Regions from separate parts of the Homo sapiens genome. Here regions 1, 2, 4, 5 and 6 are each linked to region 3. A link is a contact called in ENCODE Hi-C or POLR2A ChIA-PET data. All regions are on one chromosome and are shown on one strand. The core of a region is the stretch at or near the end of the contact, and the rest is flanking DNA. Distances in the headings are between cores, read along the strand shown.

Evidence for each region. Hi-C counts contacts between places; a loop is a spot of excess contacts on that map. ChIA-PET counts read pairs that join two places held with the same protein, here RNA polymerase II (POLR2A). Pooled maps may share reads with other maps.
Region 1: a loop to region 3 is called in a map with no recorded cell type, with 3 times the contacts of the local background. The contact joins two enhancer-like sites. A Hi-C loop is called at or near these places in 5 of 37 single-sample maps with no recorded cell type and 3 of 50 pooled maps. POLR2A ChIA-PET finds 5 or more read pairs at or near these places in 1 of 52 experiments (activated T-cell).
Region 2: a loop to region 3 is called in a pooled map, with 2.2 times the contacts of the local background. The contact joins two enhancer-like sites. A Hi-C loop is called at or near these places in 1 of 50 pooled maps. POLR2A ChIA-PET finds 5 or more read pairs at or near these places in 2 of 52 experiments (CD4-positive, alpha-beta T cell and GM12878).
Region 4: a pooled map shows a loop between it and region 3 (4-fold over the local background). The contact joins two enhancer-like sites. A Hi-C loop is called at or near these places in 6 of 37 single-sample maps with no recorded cell type and 4 of 50 pooled maps. POLR2A ChIA-PET finds 5 or more read pairs at or near these places in 1 of 52 experiments (GM12878).
Region 5: a loop to region 3 is called in a pooled map, with 4 times the contacts of the local background. The contact joins two enhancer-like sites. A Hi-C loop is called at or near these places in 3 of 37 single-sample maps with no recorded cell type and 4 of 50 pooled maps. POLR2A ChIA-PET finds 5 or more read pairs at or near these places in 1 of 52 experiments (GM12878).
Region 6: a pooled map shows a loop between it and region 3 (4-fold over the local background). The contact joins two enhancer-like sites. A Hi-C loop is called at or near these places in 2 of 37 single-sample maps with no recorded cell type and 2 of 50 pooled maps. POLR2A ChIA-PET finds 5 or more read pairs at or near these places in 1 of 52 experiments (CD4-positive, alpha-beta T cell).

Annotation. Positions count from the first base shown.
Region 1 is chr20:53,577,716-53,581,613 of GRCh38, reverse strand. It overlaps ZNF217 (zinc finger protein 217), which reads left to right. Exons shown (of 6, transcript NM_006526.3): 2 at 1-153; 3 at 3,164-3,280. Among named protein-coding and RNA genes, the nearest start is that of ZNF217, 14 kb to the left of the region's middle. Within about 2 kb of position 1,698, at least 26 of the 41 ENCODE cell types and tissues checked have a DNase peak (open chromatin) inside an H3K27ac peak, as active enhancers do.
Region 2 is chr20:53,683,431-53,687,610 of GRCh38, reverse strand. No RefSeq gene overlaps it. Among named protein-coding and RNA genes, the nearest start is that of ZNF217, 92 kb to the right of the region's middle. Within about 2 kb of position 1,415, at least 2 of the 41 ENCODE cell types and tissues checked have a DNase peak (open chromatin) inside an H3K27ac peak, as active enhancers do; they include GM12878, where a contact is called at or near this core.
Region 3 is chr20:54,015,955-54,020,044 of GRCh38, reverse strand. All of the region lies in intron 4 of BCAS1 (brain enriched myelin associated protein 1), which reads left to right. Among named protein-coding and RNA genes, the nearest start is that of MIR4756, 50 kb to the left of the region's middle. Within about 2 kb of position 2,029, at least 3 of the 41 ENCODE cell types and tissues checked have a DNase peak (open chromatin) inside an H3K27ac peak, as active enhancers do; they include GM12878, where a contact is called at or near this core.
Region 4 is chr20:53,658,663-53,662,426 of GRCh38, reverse strand. No RefSeq gene overlaps it. Among named protein-coding and RNA genes, the nearest start is that of ZNF217, 67 kb to the right of the region's middle. RefSeq lists enhancers at 1,106-1,165, 2,086-2,145, 2,156-2,215. Within about 2 kb of position 2,231, at least 19 of the 41 ENCODE cell types and tissues checked have a DNase peak (open chromatin) inside an H3K27ac peak, as active enhancers do; they include GM12878, where a contact is called at or near this core.
Region 5 is chr20:53,641,984-53,645,971 of GRCh38, reverse strand. No RefSeq gene overlaps it. Among named protein-coding and RNA genes, the nearest start is that of ZNF217, 50 kb to the right of the region's middle. RefSeq lists enhancers at 2,554-2,603, 2,644-2,693. Within about 2 kb of position 2,656, at least 29 of the 41 ENCODE cell types and tissues checked have a DNase peak (open chromatin) inside an H3K27ac peak, as active enhancers do; they include GM12878, where a contact is called at or near this core.
Region 6 is chr20:53,706,970-53,710,744 of GRCh38, reverse strand. No RefSeq gene overlaps it. Among named protein-coding and RNA genes, the nearest start is that of ZNF217, 120 kb to the right of the region's middle. RefSeq lists an enhancer at 2,693-2,742. Within about 2 kb of position 2,369, at least 10 of the 41 ENCODE cell types and tissues checked have a DNase peak (open chromatin) inside an H3K27ac peak, as active enhancers do.

The DNA.
Region 1 (3,898 bases), core at 449-2,948, 440 kb after region 3:
CGGAGTCGCCCACCATGTCTGTGGACGGGAGGCAGCCGGGGACGTGTTCTCCTGACCTCGCCGCCCCTCTGGATGAAAATGGAGCCGTGGATCGAGGGGAAGGTGGTTCTGAAGACGGATCTGAGGATGGGCTTCCCGAAGGAATCCATCTGGGTAAGCTGCCCTGTCTCCGTCCCGTGCTGTTCCGCCTGTGTCTGTCTGTCTCCCCGTCTCCCCCTCTCTATTCCCATCTCCAGACAACGCTGGCCAGGAATGGGGTTTGGAGAGCCAGAGTCAAGTCCAGGCTCTTTTTGGTATCACTCTGTGTAAGTCATTTAACCTCTCAGGGCCTTAATTTTCTCATTTCTGTAATAACAGGGTTGAGTTAAGAGGTCTCCTTGTTCTGAAAATATATATATATTTTTTAAACGTGTATCGTTTTGCTCACAAAACACACTTTAAAAAAAAAATAACTTGTGCATCCAGCCCAAATGCACTGCTTCTTAACTGGGGCGATTTTGTTCCCAATCAGTATCTGGCAATGTCTGGAGGCATTTTGGTTGTCATACTGTGTGTGTGGGTGTGCCTGCTGGCATCCAGTGGGCAGAGGCCAGGGACACTGCTCAGCATGGTACAGTGCACAGGACAGCCCCATCATCAAAGAATTATCTGGTCCCAAATGTCAATAGTTTGAGCATTGAGAGACCCTAGCCTTCACTTAAGTTTTTCTGGCGTTCCTGATCTTTTTCTGTAGTGAATTTCTAGTGGCCATAAAAGGTACTGGGAGTGATGATCAACTAGAGCCAGGAATATTATTTGGGCAGCCGTTTGGTGCTGTCCAAAACCTTGTCCTTTCTGTCTGGCAAGCTAGTATCCATTTATAGGTACCTCAGGAACCCAAATGATTTGTCATAAAATACAAGGAATGTGAGCACACTGAAGACATTTTTAAGAAGGCTCATTTGCTCAGCAGAATTTTCAGTGTACTAGTGGCATTTATAGAAAGAGAAGGTGATCACTGAAGGCATGCTCACATAATATTCCTGAGCCCTGGTGGGCGTTATCTAGGGCAAAGGATTCCACCTGTGTTTGGAGTTGCGCCCATCCTCACTGTAGCCAGAGCTTCTCCTATCAGAGTTTAGTATTTTGTTTGAATAGAGGATCTTGCTGCTTAAAACAGTTGAAAAGACCCTGATGGGCAGGCCGTAATTGACAAGCGAATGATGGGAACATGAATCGGTCTTAGGGAAGCATCTGTCAAAGTGGTCCTCGGTTAAAACAAGTGCCTCCTCCTCTCAGTGTCACTTGATTGTGTGCTTGAATTCTTCGGAAAACTGGGTGTATGAGACCCACGATGAATTTGCCCACACGATTGATTGGACTCTTCCTTCACCTGCTCTTCAGCCAGTGCCAGTTCCTTTTCTGATCATGTGATTGACGTGAGAACTGTAGTCTGTATATCAAATCTTTAGAATGTTTTTGAGTTTCCTGGGACACAGGAAACCCAGCACTTAGCATACTACAAATCTAATGTCTTAATGGCATCATAAAAAGAGGCTTTAAACACAGACTCCAGTTAGCTAAGTGGTTTCTGCTAGTGCCGGTACTGTTGCAGGGGCCCTGTGAGATGCCCCAGTTCCCTGAAAGAAATGAAAAGGCCAGTTACCGGTAGGTGGTGTGGAAAACATGGGCTAGATCATCAGGCAGGACAGAATGCCTGGCTGTGGGTGGGAGCACCCCAGCTTGGCGTTGAGTTCTGGTTCTACCACTGCGTTGTTTTGTGACCAATTATGAGTTGCTTAACCTTTCTTTGCTACTATTTCCCTGTTTGCAAAATGGTTCATTGACCCCTGTCTTCCACCTCCCAAGGACAATTTCAACAGCCTATTTGTAAAAAGATCACAGTCCTTTAAAAAATATAACTGTAAAGTCAGAGGTGATGCTTGAAAGAGCAGGAACCAGGTAGATGTGGAAATGTCATGTCCTTTGTTCTAAAGAAAAGGCATTTCATAGCTTTTTGGATATGACGCAACATACCATAAATCCTGACACATAGTTGGGAGTCGGAAATTGCAACAACGCCCAGTTATAAACCCAGCTAGTTTGGGTATGATTGTAAGAAAAAAAAGCTGGCCATTCTGTATTTGGGGAATTGATTTTCCTAAACTTATATTATCTTAGTAGTCTAGATTTATCATATTGTACTATCATCCTGGCTTTTTTAAGACTTAAGAAGATCAAGTAAATTTTTTTTTCTTTCTTTAGACACTATATAGATCATCAAGGGTGTCTGTCTTACAGGTGGATAGTGATATGATCTACAGTGAGGGGACATTTATTTAAAACTTAAACATTCATGTGTTTTGGGGGTGGTATTTTAACGGCAGCACCTCTGATTGTCTTTTGGAGGGCTGGTGTGTGTTTGAAGTTCTGTCCTCCTTCCAGTGGACTCTAACTTCTCCTGATGCACGTGAGACACATTGTCCTATTGTCCTGCAGAAACTAAAGCCAAACACTGTCATTTGGGGACAGGTTTTCATTTGTCAGATCTCTTTCGCCCACATGAGTGTTTGTGGACAATACAGCCTGCTTTCCAAAACTTTGCTAAATTTTGACAGACTTTCCTAGGTGCTTGCCCAATGCCAGACTTTCTTTTCTGTTGAAGATTAAGTTGTGCTTGCTGCCCTCTAGTGGTCAGTTGTTTAATCCTAACCTTAAACGGCTTATTTTTCCCCTGGTGGTTGGGAAGTTGACGGTTTGTAATTGGCTCATTTTTCTAAATTATTCTGAAGAAGATAATTTTTCCCGCCAGTATGTATGTCCACCTTCAGTTTGCCAGATCCTGCCTGCTCAGAGACACTGAGAACCGGAAGCTGCCCGGGCAATTCAGTCTATGAAATGATCTTTCTTGTGATTAAGGCAAACGAAGAACTGAATGTTTAATAGTGTACTCTGCTGTACCCAGAAAAAAACAAAACAAAATCATGTTATAACACTCTAAAACTTCAAACAACCTCCAACAGCATTTGGTGTGTGTCTAGCCGTTTTGTTCTAACCCGATGTTATATAAAAGAATTTTTTCATGCTTTCCAAAAATGTTTATGTCAAGAATATTTAAGTCAGCATGCCTTATTCAGGTACTTCAGCTACCTTCTTATATAAATATTTTTGTTTTTCCTTTAAGATAAAAATGATGATGGAGGAAAAATAAAACATCTTACATCTTCAAGAGAGTGTAGTTATTGTGGAAAGTTTTTCCGTTCAAATTATTACCTCAATATTCATCTCAGAACGCATACAGGTAAAGAACTTTTATTTTTTTAACCATGCATTAGTTAAATTATGTAGTTATCTAATTTTTTTGTTGTTGTTGTTCAGATACTCTGCCAGATCCTTGGACTAGCTTAAGGATAAATATGTAGCATGTTGATTGCAGTGGTTATTTTTATTCTTTTAGTGCCATTGTAACTTGAGCCATTGTTCTTATTTGCAGTTCATTTCTTTTCTTTCTTTTTTGTTTTTTGAGACGGAGTCTTGCTCTGTCACCTCGGCTGGAGTGCAGTGGTGCAATTTCGGCTCACTGCAGCCTCCACCTCCCTGGTTCAAGCAATACTCCTGCCTCAGCCTCCCCAGTAGTTGGGATTACAGGTACCTGCCACCACACCCGGCTAATTTCTGTATTTTTAGTAGAGATGGGGTTTCACCATGCTGGCCAGGCTGGTTTCGAACTCCTGACCTCAAGTGATCCGCTCACCTTGGCCTCCCATAGTGTTGGCCTCCCATAGTGCTGGGATTACAGGCGTGAGCCACCGCGCCCGGACAAAGTTCATTTGTTTAGTTTATGACTGCTATGTCCTGACTCTTATCTTATTAAAAGCTACAGTATTTTAAAATGCTGCATCTTATGTCTTTATGATTG
Region 2 (4,180 bases), core at 166-2,665, 330 kb after region 3:
AGGGTTTTCCCACAGAAAGAAAAAGAAATCTCACAAATCGGCATAATGAGAAAGATCAAAAACTCCATAGGCAATAGTATGAAATGACAAGTATAATTTCAGTTCTAATATTACCATAATATGGTTTTCAAAGAACTTCATTCCTTTTTAATCAAATAATTATGGGAATAATATACCAGTTGGCACAGAAAACTGTAAAAGTATTTTATTAGAGAAGACTAATTAGAAAATCTAGCATTTCTTTTAGCATCTAAAGGCCCCACAGTTTGGGAGGTTTTATTTAGTGCGAAGAGAAAAAACTTTCAGTTCTCTTTTGAGTTAGCAATCCATATTATTTTTATTTTATTTATTTATTTTTTTTGAGATAGAGTTTCGCTCCTCGCCCAGGCTGCAGTGCAATGGCACGATCTCAGCTCACTGCAACCTCCGCCTTCTGGGTTTAAGTGATTCTCCTTTCTCAGCCTCCTGAGTAGCTGGGATTACAGGCGTGCACCACTACGCCTGGCTAATTTTTTTGTGTTTTTAGTAGAGATGGAGTTTCACCATGTTGGAGGCTGGTCTCAAACTCCTGACCTCAGGTGATCCACCCGCCTCAGCCTCCCAAAGTGCTGGGATTACAGGCGTGAGCCACCACACCCAGCCATATTATTATTATTATTATTATTATATATTTTTTGAGACAGAGTTTTGCTCTTGTTGCCCAGGTTGGAGTACAGTGGCACAATCTCGGCTCACTGCAACCTCCACCTCCTGGATTCAAGCGATTCTCCTGCCTCAGCCTCCCGAGTAGCTGGGATTACAGGCGCCCGCCACCATGCCCAGCTAATTTTTTGTATTTTTTTAATATAGACGAGGTTTCACCAACCAGGCTGGTCTCAAACTCCTGACCTCAGGCTATCCACCCACCTTGGCCTCCCAAAGTGCTAGGAATACAGGCGTGAGCCACGGTGCCCAGGCTGGGCCATATTATTTTTATTTATTTATTTATATTTTTTGAGACGGAGTCTAGCTTTGTTGCCAGGCTGGAGTGCAGTAACACAATCTCAGCTCACTGCAACCTCTGCCTCCTGGGTTCATGCGATTCTCCTGCCTCAGCCTCCCGAGTAGCTTGGGATTACAGGCACGCACCACCACACCCAGCCAATTTTTGTATTTTTTTTTTTTCAGTAGAGACAGGGTTTCACTATGTTACCCAGATGATCTCGATCTCCTGACCTCGTGATCCACCCACCTCAGCCTCCCAAAGTGCTGGGATTACAGGCATGAGCCACTGAGCCCGGCCTGTTTTTAAACAATCACAATTCAGCAGCCCATGGTTACTCAGATTGTGAACTGCCTTAGGGCTGAGTAGCTGGTAAAGGTGAAATCCACGTTTCTGAATTCTGACCTGGTAAACCAGCTTCCTCAGACCTTGTAATGAATAAGATGGGTGCCCCCAGCTGCAGGTGAAGTGACAGTTTCTTCCACCCACAGGCCACTTGCTCCCCGCTGTGAGGAACCACAGGCCACACTCTCCTCCCTACCCCCACCAGACACATATCAAGCCATCTTTGGTAGCTGTAAGAACTTTCTGCAGACCCAGTCTGGCTCAGTTCTGGGGACTCTAATCACGTTCAGTATTATTCAGAGTTGGATTCTGACATGATCAGTAGACGAATCAAGATCAAAATACTTTCTAAATTAGTACTAAAATACTCAATATAATAACCCAGTGTTTTCAGAAAGAAATCTGCACAGCTGGGGCTCAACTTTTTCTTGTTTTGTTGTTGTTGTTGCTTGTTTTGTTTTGTTTTTTGGCTCTTGTTTGTTTAAAATAGATGGAGAATGTATGCAAATAGGCAAAATTGTAAACTTCTTGGTCATAAGTAAGGCCCTCTAATTACTAAGCAACACTAGACATTTCAAGAATTGACTGCATTTACAGAATGCTTTCCTCATCTGTAAAATGTGGGTAAAATTAGAACCTGCCACACCGGGTCATTGTGAAGGTTAAATGAATTAATACCTGCTCAATAAATATTATTTTTTCAAGTGTTCAGTCCTCCCAGGGGGTGGTCTCTCTTAGGTGTCACAATGTCTAATAAGGGCCAGCTACATAATTTGTAAGGTCCAGTGCAAAATGAAAACACATGGCTTCTTGTTCAAAAAGTTATTAAAAATTTCAAAGTGGCAGGGTGCAGTAGTGCATGCGCGCAGTCCCAGCACTTTGGGAGGCTGAGGAGGGAAGACTGCTTGAGCCCAGACATTCGAGACGGGCTGCTTCCGAGCACAGAGCCCTAAGCAACTGCTGCCCAAGACATACACCCATGAAGCTGGCCCTGTGTCTAGCAATTCCGTAACTTAGGGTTGAGAATACTGAGGACCATACATTTACTCACTTAGCGTAGACATTAAACGAACAACACTTCACTAAGTCTCCTGAACAAGTCACCCAATCCTGTGAACCTATGGGTGATAAAATATGGGGATTATGCTGTAAAACCAAGTGCCCTTATCTTGGAAGTCTAGGGAATCCATAAATAAACTTGGAGAATATTAATGAAACCCCTGTAATTGTGCACCTAATCTGTTTGTGTGTCTTTTCCTGGGGAAATGCTCCATGAAGAATCCGTGAATCCAAACACAGGGAGTTGGAAGTGCTCTACCAGCCTTTACATTCCTAAAATCGACCGAGGGAGGGGACTCACGCCTGTAATTCCAGCACTTGGGGAGGCTGAGGCGGGATGATCACTTGAGCTCAGGAGTTTGAGACCAGCCTGGATACCATAGTGAGACCCCCGTCTCTACCAAAAATACAAAAAATTAGCCAGGTGTGGTGGCACGTGCCTGTAGTCCCAGCTACTCAGGAGGCTGAGGTGGGAGATGTCTTGAGCCTGGGAAGCGGGGGTTGCAATGAGCCGAGATTGTGCCTGCACTCTAGCCTGGGTGATCCAGCAAGGCCCTGCCTCCAAAAAAAAAAAAATCGTATATATTTATTTATTTATTTATTTTTGAGTCAGGGTCTCTCTCTGTCACCCAGGTTGGAGTGCAGTGGTGTGATCTTGGCTCACTGCAACCTCCACCTCTTCTGCCTCAGCCTCCCAAGTAGCTGGGATTACAGGCGCCCACCACCACACCCCGCTAATTTTTGTATTTTTAGTAGACACAGGGCTTCACCATGTTGGCCAGGCTGGTCTTGAACTCCTGACCTCAGGTGATCCACCCACCTTGGCCTCTCAAAGTGCTGGGATTACAGGCGTGAGCCACCATGCCCGGCCCAAGAAAAACCTTATGTGAATTCCAAAGATCTTCTGTAGGCCAGGGTTGAAAAAAGATAAATCAGTCAATCAATCAATCAGTTAATCCCTAAGATCAGCCGGGCACGGTGGCTCATGCCTGTAATCCCAGCACTTTGGGAGGCCAAGGCAGGCAGATCACGAGGACAGGAGATCGAGACCATCCTGGCCAACACGGTAAAACCCCGTCTCTACTAAAAATACAAAAAATTAGCTGGGCGTGGTGGTGGGCGACTGTAGTCCCAGCTACTCGGGAGGCTGAGGCAGGAGAATGGCCTGAACCCAGGAGACGGAGCTTGCAGTGAGCCGAGATCACGCAACTGCACACCAGCCTGGGCAACAGAGCGAGACTCCGTCTCAAAAAAAAAAAAAAATCCCTAAGATCTTTGTGTTCCCCATTGTTTAGCATAGGTGTTGCATCTAGTGGACAATCAGTAATGCCAGTTAGCAAAGGCAGGTAGGAATGAATGCCAAGTGGGTAGGGAACAAATGGCATTAAGTCCCTCCTTAGTACTGTGGTAAGAAAACAGAAGAAAGAAAAATCGAGTTAAGCATCAAGGCTGCTAACATTCAAATCCCAGCTCCACTGTCACTGCCATGGGAATTTACATGGTCACTTCATATTGTTAAGCCTCTGTTTTCTCATCTGTGAAATGGGAATAATAAATAATGCCTCCTTCACTAAGCTGTTCTGGGGATTAAATAAGCTAATCACTGAGAAGCGTGCTAGGTATACTGTGAGTCTCAACTTCTGTTAGATCTCTTTTTTTTTTTTTTAATTTTTTGAGACGGAGTCTTGCTCTGTCATCCAGGCTGGAATGCAGTGGCTCCATCTTGACTCACTACAACCTCCACCTCCCAGGTTCAAGGGATTCTCATGCCTCAGCCTCCCAAGTAGCTGGAAT
Region 3 (4,090 bases), core at 780-3,279:
GTTCTCCAAAGGGACAGAACTAATAGGATAGACGTATATGTGAAAGGGAGTTTATTAAGGAGAATTGCCTCACATTATCACAAGGTGAAATCACACTATAGGCCGTCTGCAAGCTGAGGAGGTAGGAAGCCAGTAGTGGCAGAAGTTCAAAAGCCTCAAAAGTGTGGAGGCCGACAGTGCAGCCGTCAGTCTGTGGCCAAAGGCCTGAGAGCCCCTGGCAAACCACTGGTGTAAGTCCAGGAGTCCAAAGGCCAAAGTACCTGGAGTCTAACGTCCAAGAGCAGGAAGCATCCAGCACAGGACAAAGATGAAGGCTGGAAGACTCAGCAACCCAGCTTATCCCACCTTCTTCCACCTGCTTTGTTCTAGCCATGCTGCCAGCCGATTGGAAGGTGCCCACCCACATTGAGGGTGGGTCTTCTTCTCCCAGTCCGCTGACTCAAATGTTAATCTCCTCTGGCAACACCCTCATAGACACACCCAGAAACAATACTTTACCAGCCATCTAGGCATCCTTCAATCCAATCAAGTTGACACCTAATGTTAACCAGCGTGATAGTACTTTCCAAGTTGGTCTGTGGAACGTTAGTCCAATAAGATGGGCCTAGAAATAGGGCTCTGCTATGGAATAGTTTCAGAAAATCTATTTGCTTTATAGTCTCTACTGAAGATTCACAATGGACATCCACCTACTAAAGGCTCTGAGAAGTCCTGCAGCAAGCACGCCTGTTTCACTTTGTTTAACCAAGTGTTTCTCAAACTTAATCATCCATGTAGCTGTTGGGCCTCTAACAAGGTAGCTCAATTTTCCAAGGAATGGTTCTTCTAGAGAACGTTGAGCTAGGCATTTAGACCAGAAGTTGTATGATGTTGGCTGTGGGTTTGAAGAAGTAAAATAAAATAAAAAACATAAACCAGAAGTTGAAAACTAGCCATCTGTAGAAGGCCTCTAGCCAGAGATGCATCTTACTTGGCCTACATAGTGTTTTAAATAATATTTTAATTAATTAATTATATTTTTGAATTAACAAAGTTGATGATATTTTAAAGCAATAATATGTCAATACAATTCTATATTTCAGACTTCCCCATAATGGGTAGTTTTGCCCTATATTTCCAGACAGAATGTGAGTTGTGACTGTCCCTTAAGATGGGGCACCCACTCTCCAGTTCACCAAATGATTCCCAGCAGCGCAGCCATGTAGGTTGTCCTTCGTCATAACACTTGCATTGGTATTTTTCTTGGGTACAGTTGAGAATCAAGTAAATACACCCATCATGGACCACTTTACTTCCTTCATCCTTCATAGCACTTATCAGAATTTGAAGCTACTTAGATGACCATCTGTCATTCCAGCCTGAGAGTCAATCAGGCAGCCAGTGTTAAGCAATATATAAAAGGGGTGGGAGGCTGGGCGCGGTGGCTCACGCCTGTAATCCCAGCACTTTGGGAGGCCGAGGCAAGTGGATCACGAGGTCAGGAGATCGAGACCATCCTGGCTAACACAATGAAACCCCGTCTCTACTAAAAATACAAAAAATTAGCCAGGCGTGGTGGCGGGCGCCTGTAGTCCCAGCCACTCGGGAGGCTGAGGCAGGAGAATGACAGAGCGAGACTCTGTCTCGAAAAAAAAAAAAAAAAAGTAAGTGGATACTTTCATTTATTCATGCAACAAATATGAGTATTTCCTTTGTGCCAGGAATGATTTTAGATTCCCCAGCAGGTAGAACAGTGTACTTCATGGGAGCTTTCCTTCTAGTGGAGAGACCAACAATTTAAAAAAGAAAGAGAATTAACAAGCAAACACTTCCAGAGTTTAGAAAGAGCTCTGAGTGAAATAAACAGAGTTTTGAGATAGAAAGTAGACAGGAGAGTGAAAATCACAACTGGGTGAGGAACAGAAACAGAGAAGTGTTTAAACAGTCAGTGAATAGCATGTGACTTTTTCTTTCTTTCTTTGCACGGGCCAAACAATTCTTAGAAAGTCTGCAACCTAATTCTGGCAGCATTCAAAACTGTTTTCTCGCTTTGGGGAAGTGTTTGTTAAATAGATGACGAATGTGTTCTAGGCTGTGGATTATTAGTTTTTTGTATTTAAAGGCAGGTTTTCTGGTGTGGTTTTTGTTTGTTTTTTGTTTTTGTTTGTTTGTTTTCCGTAACATTGGGTATTTTTCCTTTAGTAAATGTGAAATGCTGTCACCAGTCTGGAAGGTTGTGCTTGTTAGGAACTAATCATGGAACAGAAGAATCTTCCACAAATCCCTTTTGCCCAGTGTGGCTTACCCTGGGAATCACTCTTCACTCACTCTGCCTGCAGCAGTATTTTTCCATTTTAAATCACACATATTGGCCGGGCGTGGTGGCTCACACCTATAATTTCAGCAGTTTGGGAGGCTGAGGCAGGAGGATCACTTGAGACCAGGAGTTCAAGACCAGCCTGGCCAACATGGTGAAACTCCATCTCCACTAAAAATACAAAAATTAGCCAAGCATGGTGGTGCACGCCTATAATCTCAGCTACTCAGGAAGCTGAGGCATGAGAATCGCTTGAACCTGGGAGATGGAGATTGCAGTGAGCCGAGATCGCACCACTGCACTCCAGCCTGGGCAACAGAGCGAGACTCCACCTCAAAAAAAAAAAAAAGAAAAGAAAAAAAATCACACATAAGGGAACTATACTTAAGAGTGTGCCAACTCATGTGTCCTTAGGACTATCCCCAAAGCAAAGCCTGCTGCCAAAAGGGAAACAAGAGAAGAACATTTTATTGCTTAATTCTCTACCCACATTTTACTTGCCATTGGAACTCAAGTTGACAAATTCACTTACCCCTCAAGCAGAGGAGTTGCTGAGGGAGAAAAGAGAAAATGTACACTAGCTTTATATGGGAAGCAAGTGTGCGTTGCTTTCTTAGATAGATTTCTTTCCCCCCTCCCCCTATGTGAACAACAGACAATGCTTTATTTAATCTTACAAATGTAACATCTCCACATCAGTTAATAACTATGGATTAATGATGATGTACCATGCTAAGGCCCTGGGCTAGACTTCTGCTACCCCCGTGTGAGATGAGCCTTAAGTATCCTGAGGTTATGTCCACAGGGTAGTAAAACAGGTAGTGATGTTGTGATTTACAGTAGAGAGTATCACACTGGATAATTGGTCCAACCCGGCTTGGTTCAATTAGTATAAGCAGCTGAAATTAACATTGCCTCTCTCTTCCCCAAAAGAGGAAGAAAAATGGCTAAGTGGAACATTTTTATATCTGTGTTATCCAGACTCAATTTCCATCTCAGAAAAGATGCCAGAGGACAATGGAAATCTAGATTTCTTGGTTTTATATTTTCATGTTATTTTATTTCCCTCTGAAGTCTTAGATAATTTCTTAATCAACTACCTGGACCACTAAGAAGCTTGTTTCCACCGTGGCGCTTTGGCAGTATGCAATTTTAAAGTCTTCAAACACACATGCTTTCTGAATGAGCAAATCTGCATTTAAGAATTTATTGATTGATAGGTCAGGAGGGTGACTATAGTTTACTGTACATTTCAAACTAGCTAGAATAGAATAAGTCGAATGTTTTTAGCATGAAGAGAAGACAAATATTTGAAGTGATGAATATCCCAAGTACACGAATTTGATCTTTACAAATTACATGAATGTATTAAATTATCACACGTACCCCAAAATTATGTACATCTATTATGCATCAATAAAAAATGTTTAAAAATAATGTATTGAGAACATGATCAATATTTTATGCATGGGGCTTTAAAAAATTTCCAGTATTGTCTGTAAGAAAAAAAGCTGAAATGATCCAATAGGTCTTTCATATTGATTGTGGCACACCCTTACACTAGACACCGTAAACGAGGGTGACATAAAAATAGAATTGGTCAGGTGAAGAAAGTGATAGTATAATGTTAAATGAGAAAAGCAGATTTCAAAATAGCATGCAGAAGAATCTCCTCTGGGTAAAAATGATCTCTGCCTTCCTGTGCCATAGCTCTGTCATCCCACCCAAAGAGCAGCGTGGAATAAAAAATTGCAAATTGTTGACAGCAGTTGACTTTCAGTAATAGAATAATCG
Region 4 (3,764 bases), core at 982-3,481, 360 kb after region 3:
ATATAATCTTAATTATCTTTTTTTAATAGCACAAGGAGCTGGGTGCGGTGGCTCATGCCTGTAATCCCAGCACATTGGGAGGCTGAGGCGGGAGGATCACCTGAGATCGGGAGTTCGAGACCAGCCTGACCAACATGGAGAAAAACCCTGTCTCTACTAAAAATACAAAATTAGCTGGGCACAGTGGTGCGTGCCTGTAATCCCAGCTACTCGGGAGGCTGAGGCAGGAGAATTGCTTGAACCCAGGAGGTGGAGGTTGCGGTGAGCAGAGATCGTGCCATTGCACTCCAGCCTGGGCAACAAGAGCGAAACTCCATCCCAAAAAAAAAAAAAAAAGAAAAAGAAAAGAAAAAAAAGAAATAGCACAGGGAATACTGACCACATTTCTGCCTTTGTTCAGTTCAGATTGACAAATATTTGTTGAGCTCCGACAAGCAGGGAGAGGGACAAGGTGAACCAGCCCTTTCCTGCCCCTAAAGAGCAGCATAGCCACCAAGTAAACACATCATTTCAATATACTGTGGTAGCCCCTGGATAGAGGGAACTAAAAGTTGCTACAAAAACATGAATGCTATCTAGAAACTCCTGCATTTTCTCTTGAAGCATGTGAAGGAGTTCATCTGAAAAAGATGCCAAAAAGCCAAGAATCCAGCATCTACATCATCTTAGGAGGGAGCAGGGATAGGTAGGGAGGAGCCACCAGCTCTCGGATATTCCCAGATGCTAAAAGGTAAAGTGAATTCTTCTATAAGGATGTGTCTATCTAGCTGAGTCTGCAAAGCCTCCCCACAGTAAATCTGAAGTTGAGAATGCCAAAGTATTTGCTTTCATCTAACTCTTTGACAGACAAATAGAATACAAAAATAAAAACATCTCTCTTCTACCCTCATTGTAATCTTTTTCCTCTTTTCAAAATCTTTTAAACAAAATGCCTCTTTACTGTGAAATCTGTTCTATTGATTTGTTTTCATAAAAGATCTCTCTCCTAAAGAAAGGAAAAGCCATCTTTGATCTGACTTGACAAAAAGATCTAATCAAACAATAAAATCTATGAAGGAAAAAAAAGAAAAAGAAGCAAGCTTCTTTGAGCCACATCAAATATATGAAAGAGAAAATACTTCATTTAAATGCTAAAAACTAACACAAAACAGCTTGAAATGTAATAACCTCTCCTGAATAAGTGAAACCACATGTTGATCTGACATGAGTTTCTAAGACACAATTAAAGGTCACTTCGTGTACAAACATCTCATTCGGAAGTGAGAAGCTTGAATTGCTGTCAGTATTTTTGGCCACCACGGGGCAGGTGCTCCCACCTGGCACAAACCATATAGACGCCCCCAGAGGGAATGAAGGTGATACTCCACATACTGGAAGCTTCAAATCTAGCCGCGCCAGGAAATGTTCAGCCCTGGATTTCAGCTGTTTCTCCCTTGATGTCCTAACAGAGAGGACTAACTAAATGTGAGAATCCTTGTTGTTTTAGGAAGCCCATGGAAGTGGCTTTACTTAAAAAACTAAAGGCTTCCTTTCTGCTCTGTCTGTCTTTATGACCCACCAGGGTCCTAGGAGAGAAGACATTAGGGTGTTGCAGCCACAGAGTCACATTTGGAAACGTCTTCCAGCAGCTGGGATGTTTCAATTCAAGACTCTTTAAGGGAACACAGGGTATTTGGAAAGTGACTTTAAAATGCCCTGGCCTCCAGGCCTATCTCCTCTTACCAAATCCCTTTAAGAAAGGATGTGCTGGGGAAAGACTTCAAAGTGTTTCAAAAGGGAAATCACATCTTGAAAGCTTTTCTCAGAATGAGAAAGAAACACATTATTTGATTTGAAAGAGAAGTAAATCTTAAGCAGCAATGAAGGAGGATCAAAGAATAGGTTCATGTGAACTTAAGAAGTGATCCTTTCCAGCGGAACGTGACTTTACTCTTTCCGATGCCCTCAACGCATTTTGGGGATTGTAAGTTTACTCGAGAATCAAAATAAAGAGGCGAGCCAGCGTTCCAGAAAATCACGTGGTCTCCCCCGCCCCCCAATCTATTTTACAGCCCTCTCCAGCTTCGAACTCGCGCCAGGCTGTGCGCACCGACTTTGCGCTGGCGGCGTGGACGCTGCGGCCACTCGCGGGCGGCGTGGACGCTGCGGCCACTCGCGCGGCTGTTGTTGTTGCTGCTGCGTGGAGGCACGCCGCTCCTTGCACACGCGGGGCAATTCTCCGGTTGGGGAAGGAGGAAAATGGCTGAGAAAAGGACCTAAGAAAGCCTTCAGGGTGGGCCCCCATTTCTTCCTGCCCCGCCCACACCCTGCCACACTCTCCCGCCGTCCCCTCCCCACCCCCCCTTGTTCTTTGGACCTGACCGATGAAAAATTCAACTAATACCTAAATAGATTCTTCTTGCAAAAAAGTAAAATCTCAAAGCAAAACAAAACAAAACAAAAATTTGTTAGGGGAGAAATCATCTGTGAGGTGCCCTTTCCATTCTAGCTCCCTCTCCCCTCTCCGTTTCCCTAAATGTTATTCTCTATCGATAGACATAGAGATGTGGATATTACCTGTAGATAGATATTTTAAAATTGTATTTATTTCTTAAAGACACTTCCATAATCTAATATACAAAGGAATTCATAAACTTAAGAGCGGAAGTTGTCACATAAATAAAAAACAACCAATACTTTTTGATCAGTAAAATCACTGATTCGGCTGGGCGCGGTGGCTCACGCCTGTAATCCCAGCACTTTGGGAGGCCAAGGCGGGCCGATTATGAGGTCAGGAGATGGAGACCATCCTGGCTAACAGGGTGAAACAAACCCCGTCTAAACTAAAAATACAAAAAATTAGCCGGGCGGGGCGCCTGTAGTCCCAGCTACTCGGCAAGCTGAGGCAGGAGAATGGCGTGAACCCGGGAGGCGGAGCTTGCAGTGAGCCGAGATTGCGCCACTGTACCCCAGTCTGGGCGACGGGGTCTCCGTCTCAAAAAAAAAAAAAAAAATCACTCATTCTTTGTAAAGTCCAATAAAATTAAGTTTAAGTCCATTGGTAAGAATGAGTAAGAAAAACAAGAGGGAATGTACTTATAAACAACATCAAGAATAAAAGTAGATACATAATTACACATACGGGGCCGGGCAAGGTGGCTCACACCTGTCATCTCAGGACCTTGGGAGGCCGAAGTGGGCGGATCACTTGAGGTTAGGAGTTCCAGAACAGCCTAGCCAACATGGCGAAACCCCATCTCTATTAAAAATACAAAAATTAGCCGGGCGTGGTGGCACATGCCTGTAATTTTACACCGAGCTACTCAGGAGGCTGAGGCATGGGAATCCCTTGAGCGTTGCAGTGAGTCGAGATCACACCACTGCACTCCAGTCTGGGCGACAGAGCAAGACTCTGTCTGAAATAATAATAATAATAGTAATTACACATACAGAGCAACCTTTTGAAATTTTAAGTGACTGTTTTCTACAGCTGTGTACTGTTTGGCTTGAAAACCTAGCTTTGTCTAAGGAAAAAAACCGAATTACCAAAATCAACCCAATCCAGGTGCTGTATTTACACCTGAAAGTATTGCTTTTCTTTACCTGCTTGCTTGATGTAATATATATTAAATAGCCACTGTGGAAAATCACGGGAAATTTTAATATTTTCCTCAGAAGCTTGTTAGTTAATCCAACTCTAACCCGGAGAAAGTTGCTGCATTAACAGTTTCTCAACAGACAAAAAATGGCCACGAAAACAATGGCTAGTCTTTATTTGGGGCTTA
Region 5 (3,988 bases), core at 1,407-3,906, 370 kb after region 3:
AAAAGATGGTAATGTTGGTTTCCTTTCACATTGACCAACTTCTCTTCACATAAATACAAGCCAGTTGAATGGCATTCCAATATTACATAATTATTTGCACTCTAACTGAAATTACGGAATACTGAAAAAGTAGATTGGGATTATTTTAAATTGAAACTGTGCCCAAAGTTTTATTACTTATCAACTTTCTCTGAATGCTATATCATGACAATTATATTTTATTGTCATGAATTATGTTAACTTCATATTTCACAAAGCACACACTACATGTGCAAGGCCTTTGCTGAACCCAGGGAAAGGAAGAATGATAAACAGAAGCTGATCTTTGCCTTTGAGTTTACTTAACATATAAATAGCAGGTATCTTCCAGATGCGAGTAACTGTACTAAATACTTTAGATTAGGGGTCAGTAAACATTCTGCAAAGCATCAGCTAATACCTGTTTTAGGCTTTGAGCGCTAGAGGCTTTGTCTTAACCGGAAGTAGAACAGAGGCCATTGCCAATATGTAAATGAGTAGGCTCAACTGTGTTCCAATAAAACTTTATTTACAGAAATAAGCAGCTGCCCAGATTGACCTAGATGGCTGAGACCTGCTTTCAATGGATTGTCATCCATCTGTCACAGCCCACTCTTTTTTTTTTTGAGACAGAGTCTTGCTCTGTCGCCCAGGCTGAAGTGCAGTGGCATGATCTTTGGCTCACAGCAACCTTTGCCTCCTGGGTTCAAGTGATTCTCCTGCCTCAGTCTCTAAGTAGCTGGGATTACAGGTGCGCGCCACCATGCCTGGATAATTTTTGTATTTTTAGTAGAGACGGGTTTCATCATGTTGGCCAGGCTGGTCTTGAATTCTTGGCCTCAGGTGATCTACCCATCTCAGCCTCCCAAAATGCTGGGGTTACACTGCGCCCAGCCGCACAGCCCACTCTTAAGACTAGCACTATTATTATTATTATTATCATCATTTCATTTCATTTTATTTATTCTTTTGAGACATAGTCTCATTCTGTTGCCCAGGCTGGAGTGCTGTGGCCTGATGTCGGCTCACTGCAACCTCTGCCTCCCAGGCTCAAGTGATTCTCATGCCTCAGCCTCCCCAGCAGCTGGGATTACAGGCACCCGCCACCACACCCAGCCTGGGCGACAGAGAGAGATCCTGTCGAAAGAAAGAAGAAAGAAAGAAAGGGAGAAAGAAAGAGAAAGAGGGAGGGACAGAGGGAGGGAGGGAAACCACCTGAATATTTGTGTTAGCTTAAACTCAATTTCAGCTGTAATCATGGAAATCAAATTTATATAAGAAAATATCAGATTAATTCAGTTTTCATACACACATTCACTCGAATTTTTAAATTTCATCAATTGATTTTAGAAAAGAGCAGCATAGTGAAAAAAAGTGAAGAACTATATTCTTGCCAAATTTATACCTAAATTTTACTGAAATATTAATTAGTTTTTTTTGTTGTTGTTTTTGTTTTTCTGGAGACAAGGTCTTGCTTTGTTGCCCAGGCTGGAGTTCGGTGACAATCTTGGCTCACTGCAGCGTCAACCTCCCAGGCTCAAGAGATTCTTCCACCACAGCCTCCAGACTAGTTGGGACTACAGGTGCACACCACCACAACCAGCGATCTCGGCTCACTGCAACCTCTGCCTCCTGGGTTCAAGCAATTCTCCTGCCTCGGCCTCCCTAGTAGCTGGGATTACGGGCATGCACCACCATGCCCAGCTAATTTTGTATTTTTAGTAGAGACGGGGTTTCTCCATGTTGGTCAGGCTGGTCTCCAACTCCCTACCTCAGGTGATCCACCCACTTAGGCCTCTCAAAGGTGCTGGGATTACAGGTATGAGCCATTGCGCCTGGCCCATTTTTCATAAGAATTATAAAATTGCATTGTTTCTGACATGGGCGTAATCTATGATCTGCCTTCACCAAAAACATGCAGAGGAAAATAAAATACATATTTTTTATTTTTAGTTTCTCTGCTCTTTTGGCTTTATTGTTTGAAATCTTTTTATTAGTAATAGGTATGTTTGGTGTTCACTTTTTCCATACAGTGCATTAATGTGTGGTTTAAATACAAATTTAAGTGCAAAATTATAAGACAGTAGCCTGGAAAGGCCCATTTGGGCAGATGTGGCTTATTAAAAATCCCAGCTGGGTGCAGTGGCTCACCCCTGTAATCCCAACATTTTGGGAGGCTGAGATGGGCAGATCACCTGAGGTCAGGAGTTCAAGACCAGCCTGACCAAGATGGTGAAACACTGAGTCTACTAAAAATACAAAAATTAGCTGGGCATATGCTGGGCACCTGGAATCCCAGCTACTCAGGAGGCTAAGGCAGGAGAATCCCTTGAACCTGGGAGGCAGAAGTTGCAGTGAGCCAAGATCGTGCCATTGCACTTCAGCCTGGGTGACAAGAGCAAAACTCGGTGTCAAAAAAAAAAAAAAAATCACAATTTTTGGGTTTCTTTTAAAACTTAAAAATGGAGGATGAATTTCCAGCATCCTGCTACTCGGACGGAGGAAACAGAACAGGAACAAAGCTGAAGTGAGCTAGGCAGGCCGAGGGAACCTCTGGCTGCCTCCCATTGCTGCTGCACGCAGGTAATGCAGCGGTTCATAGCCTGCCTTCCAGCCCTGGTGTTAGACGACTTTCAGTTACAGTATTGTGGTGAATCATTTCCTTCCAAGGCTCAGGGTGATCTATCACACGGGCGTGTTGTCTAGATTTTAACAACAATATGAGCAGAAAAGTTCCTCATTCCAGAAATGCAAAACAAATTACATAAGAAGTGTATTCTTTAAAGGAAAAAGCAAAGTCTACATAAAGGCATAATGAATAGGAAGAACAATTATGCGTGGGAAAACAAAGCTCTTTAAAAAAATCATCAAAGAAATGAGGTTTTTCTTCCCTTGTCTAATTTATAACAGTGACGTTCCTTTTGAAGACAGGAGCAGGGGCATAGGAGCTGGAGTATCGGCCTTAGCTGTGCCTTTTGTAATGTCACTAGGGACAGGGAGGGGGAGGAGTTGTGACGGTGTTGGAAACACTGGCCCTGGTGTATTATTGCTTGCACTACAGGAGTTTTTGGTTGCCAAATCAATACCTTGGTTGTCCTTGAAAAACCCTGCAGGTCTGTTTTTAATAGCTTGCTACACCGGTGAAATTACCCTGATTACTTAGCAAAGCCTCACCTTTGATCCACTGATCTAGTTAGAGACCTGTGTGAGAGAGAGAGAGCCTGTGGCCCCAGAGATATTAACAAATTAGAAGAAGAAGGAAGGGAAAACTGCAACTTACAGAAATACAGGAAGTCTGAGGTTTGTCAGTTGTTGAAACATTTGATATTGTCTTTTAAGAGTCTCCGTGGTCTGAGAGCTTTCTTTGGGATAACAAAATACTAACATTAAAGAGCAACGTTCGGGCACAGTGACTCACGCCTATAATCCCAGCACTTTGGGAGGCCAAGGTGGGTGGTTCACGAGGTCAGGAGTTCGAGACCAGCCTGACCAACATGGTGAAATCCTGTCTCTACTAAAAGTACAAAAATTAACCGGGCATGGTGTCATGTGCTTGTAATCCCAGTAGGAGAATCGCTTGAACCCGGGAGGCGGAGGTTGTAGTGAGTCGAGATCGCGCCACTATGCTCCAGCCTAGGCGACAGAGCAAGACTCTGTCTCAAACAAACAAACAAAAAAAGAGCAACAACAATAACACCACAGCAAAGCCACCTGCTATTCAAAATCAAGAACAGTGGATCAATCCAAATTAAAGAATGGTGGCTGGTATTGTTTTCCACCTCACTCTCCCAAGAGATACATATGCCCAAAAACATTTCCATTTCCTGTTCATGCAACAGTGAAGTGAAGGGTCATTTTCCTTCCAATTTTTGTACTCATTAGACAGAGTGCCTTTTAAGCATTTATTTATTTTTAAATTAACAGACTTTATTTATTTATTTATTTTTGAGAGGGCGTTTTGCTTTTGTCA
Region 6 (3,775 bases), core at 1,120-3,619, 310 kb after region 3:
GCTGATCTCGAACTCCTGACCTTGGGTGATCCACCCACCTCGGCCTCCCAAAGTGCTGGGATTACAGGCGTGAGCCACCGTGCCTGGCCTGGCTAATTTTTTATTTTTTGTAGAAACAGGGTCTCGCTATGTTGGTCAGGTTGGTCTCGAACTCCTGGACTCAAGGAATCCTAAGGAGGGAGATTGGAGGCTGTTCTGGAACACATACCATCAATGTCTTAGGTAAGAATGGAGTCCAAGGCCGGGTGCAGTGGCTCGCGCCTGTAATCCCAGCACTTTGGGAGGCCGAGGCAGGCGGATCACAAGGTCAGGAGATCGAGACCATCCTGGCTAACACGGTGAAACCCCATCTCTGCTAAAAATATAAAAAGTTAGCCGGGCGTGGTGGCAGGCGCCTGTAGTCCCAGCTACTCAGGAGATTGAGGCAGGAGAATGGCATGAACCCGGGAGGCAGAGGTTGCAGTGAGCCGAGATCACGCCACTGCACTCCAGCCTGGGCGACAGGGCGAGACTCCATCTCAAAAAAAAAAAAAGAATGGAGTCCAAGACTGTCAAACACACTTTTGAAAAAGGAGGTGGCTCAAACAGATATTGGTACACCAGGACTCACCACAGCATTATTCACAATAGTGAAAATGTGGAAATAACTCAAATGTACATCATCAGATGAACAGATTAACACAATGTAATATATACATGCAATGGAATATTATTCCACCTTAAAAAATAGAATTCTGGGCTGGGTGTGGTGGCACGCCTATAATCCCATCACTTTGGGAGGCCAAGAAGGATCACTCGCGCTCAGGAGTTCAAGACCAGCCTGGGCAACACAGGGAGATCCCCTTCTACAAAAATAATAGGAAATATTAGCCAGATGTAGCAGTGTGCATCTGTGGTCCCAGCTACTTGGGAGGCTGAGGTGGGAGGATTGCCTGAGCCCTGAGCTCGGGAGGTCGAGGCTGCAGTGATCTGTGATTGTGTCACTGCACTCCAGCCTGGGCAACAGAGTGAGAGCCGGTCTCAAAAAAAAAAAAAAAAAGGGGAATACTGATATATGCCTCAACATGGATGAATTTTGAGGACATTATGCTAAGTGCATGAGGCGAGACACAAAAGGACAAATATGAATATTGTATGGTTCCACTTATATGAGATACCTAGAATAGTGAAATGTATAGAGACGGAAAGTAGAGTGGAGGTTGCCAGGAGGTGGGAAAGGGGCGGATGGGAGTTAGTGTGTTTTTTTTGTTTTGTTTTGTTTTTCTTGAGACAGAGTCTTGCTCTGTCAGCCAGGCTGGAGTGCAGTGGCGCGATCTCAGCTCACTGCAACCTCCGCCTACTGGGTCCAAGCAATTCTCCTGCCTCAGCCTCCCAAGTAGCTGGGACTATAGGTGCACGCCACCACGCCTGGCTAATTTGTGTATTTTTTGTAGAGACGGGGTTTCACCACATTGGCCAGGCTGGTCTCAAACTCCTGACCTTGTGATCCATCCACCTCGGCCTCCCAAAGTGCTGGGATTACAGGCCTGAGCCACCATGCCTGGCCGGGGAGTTAGTGTTTAACAGGGATGGCATTTCAGTTTGGAATAATGAAAAAGTTCTGGAGATGGATGGTGGTGGTGGGTGCACAATGAGGTGAATGTACTTACTGTCACTGAACCATGCCTTGAAAAATGGTTACAATGAGGCCATGCATGGTAGCTCATGCCTGTAATCCCAACATTTTGGGAGGCTGAGGTGGGAGGATTGCTTGAGCCCAGGAGTTTGAGAGATCAGCCTGAGCAACATAGCAAGACCCCATCTCTACAAAAAAAAAAAAAAAATAGAAAAATTAGCTGGGCATGGTGGTACATGCCTGTAGTGCCAGCTACTCTGGAGGCTAGGATGGGAGGATGGCTTGAGCCTGGGGAGGTCAAAGCTGCAGTGAGCTGTCACTATGCCACTGCACTTTAGCCTGGGCAACAAAGTGAAACCCTGTTAAAAAAAAGAAAGAAAAGAAGACAGGGGAGGGGAGGGGAGGGGAGGGGAGGGGAGGATGGTCAGACTGGTAGATTTTTGTCTCGTATATTTTACCACAATTTTTAAAAACACACTTAACTGAAAAAAAAGAGGTAGTTGGTGGAGGGAGGAAGGCAGGGACAGGAACTACATTTGTTGAGTGAAAATGACCCTGGACCAGTCAGCCTGTTAAGCCTTCCATGCGTATTATCTCATTTAATCTTTACAACGTCTTTAGGCTTTAGATGTGAGCCTAGTTTACAGCTGAGCAAACCAATGCTCACAGCGATTCAGTGCCACAACAAAGCTGTGATTCCGTTCCACATTCCTCTCTCTGCCCACACTATTAACCTGCTGCCTTTAACCCACACATCACCCCCTTGTCATTTGCTTGAGCCATCTGCAAAAACCACTCTCTCCCATGCTACTTTCAACAGAGTTGGCTGCCACGGTAGAGACCTTAAAAGGGGCTGAATTGCATAGGATGAATTCATAAAAAATATGAGCTCATTTGAATCTTGAAATCTCAATGGTATCATTTTCATTTTGAAAATAAGTCATGTCACTTGTTCCACACACAAATTCAGGTACTTTTCTGGACACTGGAGAGTGTTAAAGAGATAAAGAAGCCAGCTACTTGATGAAGAGCCTGATCTAATAGGATAATCAGATAAAGAAATCAAAAGCACCAACTCTGTGTCACAAGCATTTGCTCAGGATGCAGAGGAAGCTCAGAGGATCCCAGAGAAGGGGTTTGCAGTTACTCCTAAGAAACCAGAACGCTCTTCCTCCCTAGAAAATGTTAGTCACCCTAGAACTTAAACTGAGTTAAGCAGAACTCTAACTTGCAGTTTCTGACACACTTTCACTTCCCCACCCACCTTCCTTCCCACTGGTCAGTTTCCTGGGAAACATTCGCATTTGGAGAACAAAAATACCAATAACATGTCATTAGAATGTCATCAACATGACAAGAACATTTTGTTAAAATAATTACAAGTCCTAAAGTACATGTGACAATTATTTTTAAATAAAATTCCTTTCACAGCAGGGAGTCACTAATGAGATGCTTTGTGTGTGTATATGTGTGTGTATGTGTGCAGGTGTGTATTGTGTGCCTGTGTATATGTGTATGTAAATGTGTGAATGCATGTGTACGTGTATGTGCATGTGTGTGTTTGAGCCTGTGTGCATGTGTATGTGTGCGCTTGTATATATGTGTGTGCTTGTGTGTATGTGTTTGTGTGTGTGTGTGCTTGTATATATGTGTGTGCTTGTGTTTGTGTGTGTATGTGTGCGCATGTGTGTGTGAGCTTGTGTGTGTGCGTACACATGTATTTAATACAAAAAAGCATTTGATTTCTCAGGATGTTTATGCCCTGGGTCAGAACAGTGATTGAGGTTTAATATTAACTTTGGCACAATTTAGGTAAATTCTGTTACTTGGAAAGAATTAGCAAGGCCTCTGGGGTTTTGTGATGGAGACAAGATATCATGGTTGTAACAAAACCTCATTTTTGTTAACTTTGTCCAAGAAAGAATAGGATGCTGCTGTTTCAAGAGATTTCGGTTCTGGGTCTCAAGTCAAAGGAAGGTTTGAGAATGTGGTGCATCAGAACTCTTTGTACTGGCTCTGGAAAGCTGATTTTGCACATGTCTTTTCAACTCTATCCTCACAGACTGCAGTCTAAAATTAGACATGGTGGGAATATTTACACCGTGGAAACTGACAAACACAACCAAGACTCCTCTGCCTCCACCCACTAGAACCAGTTAA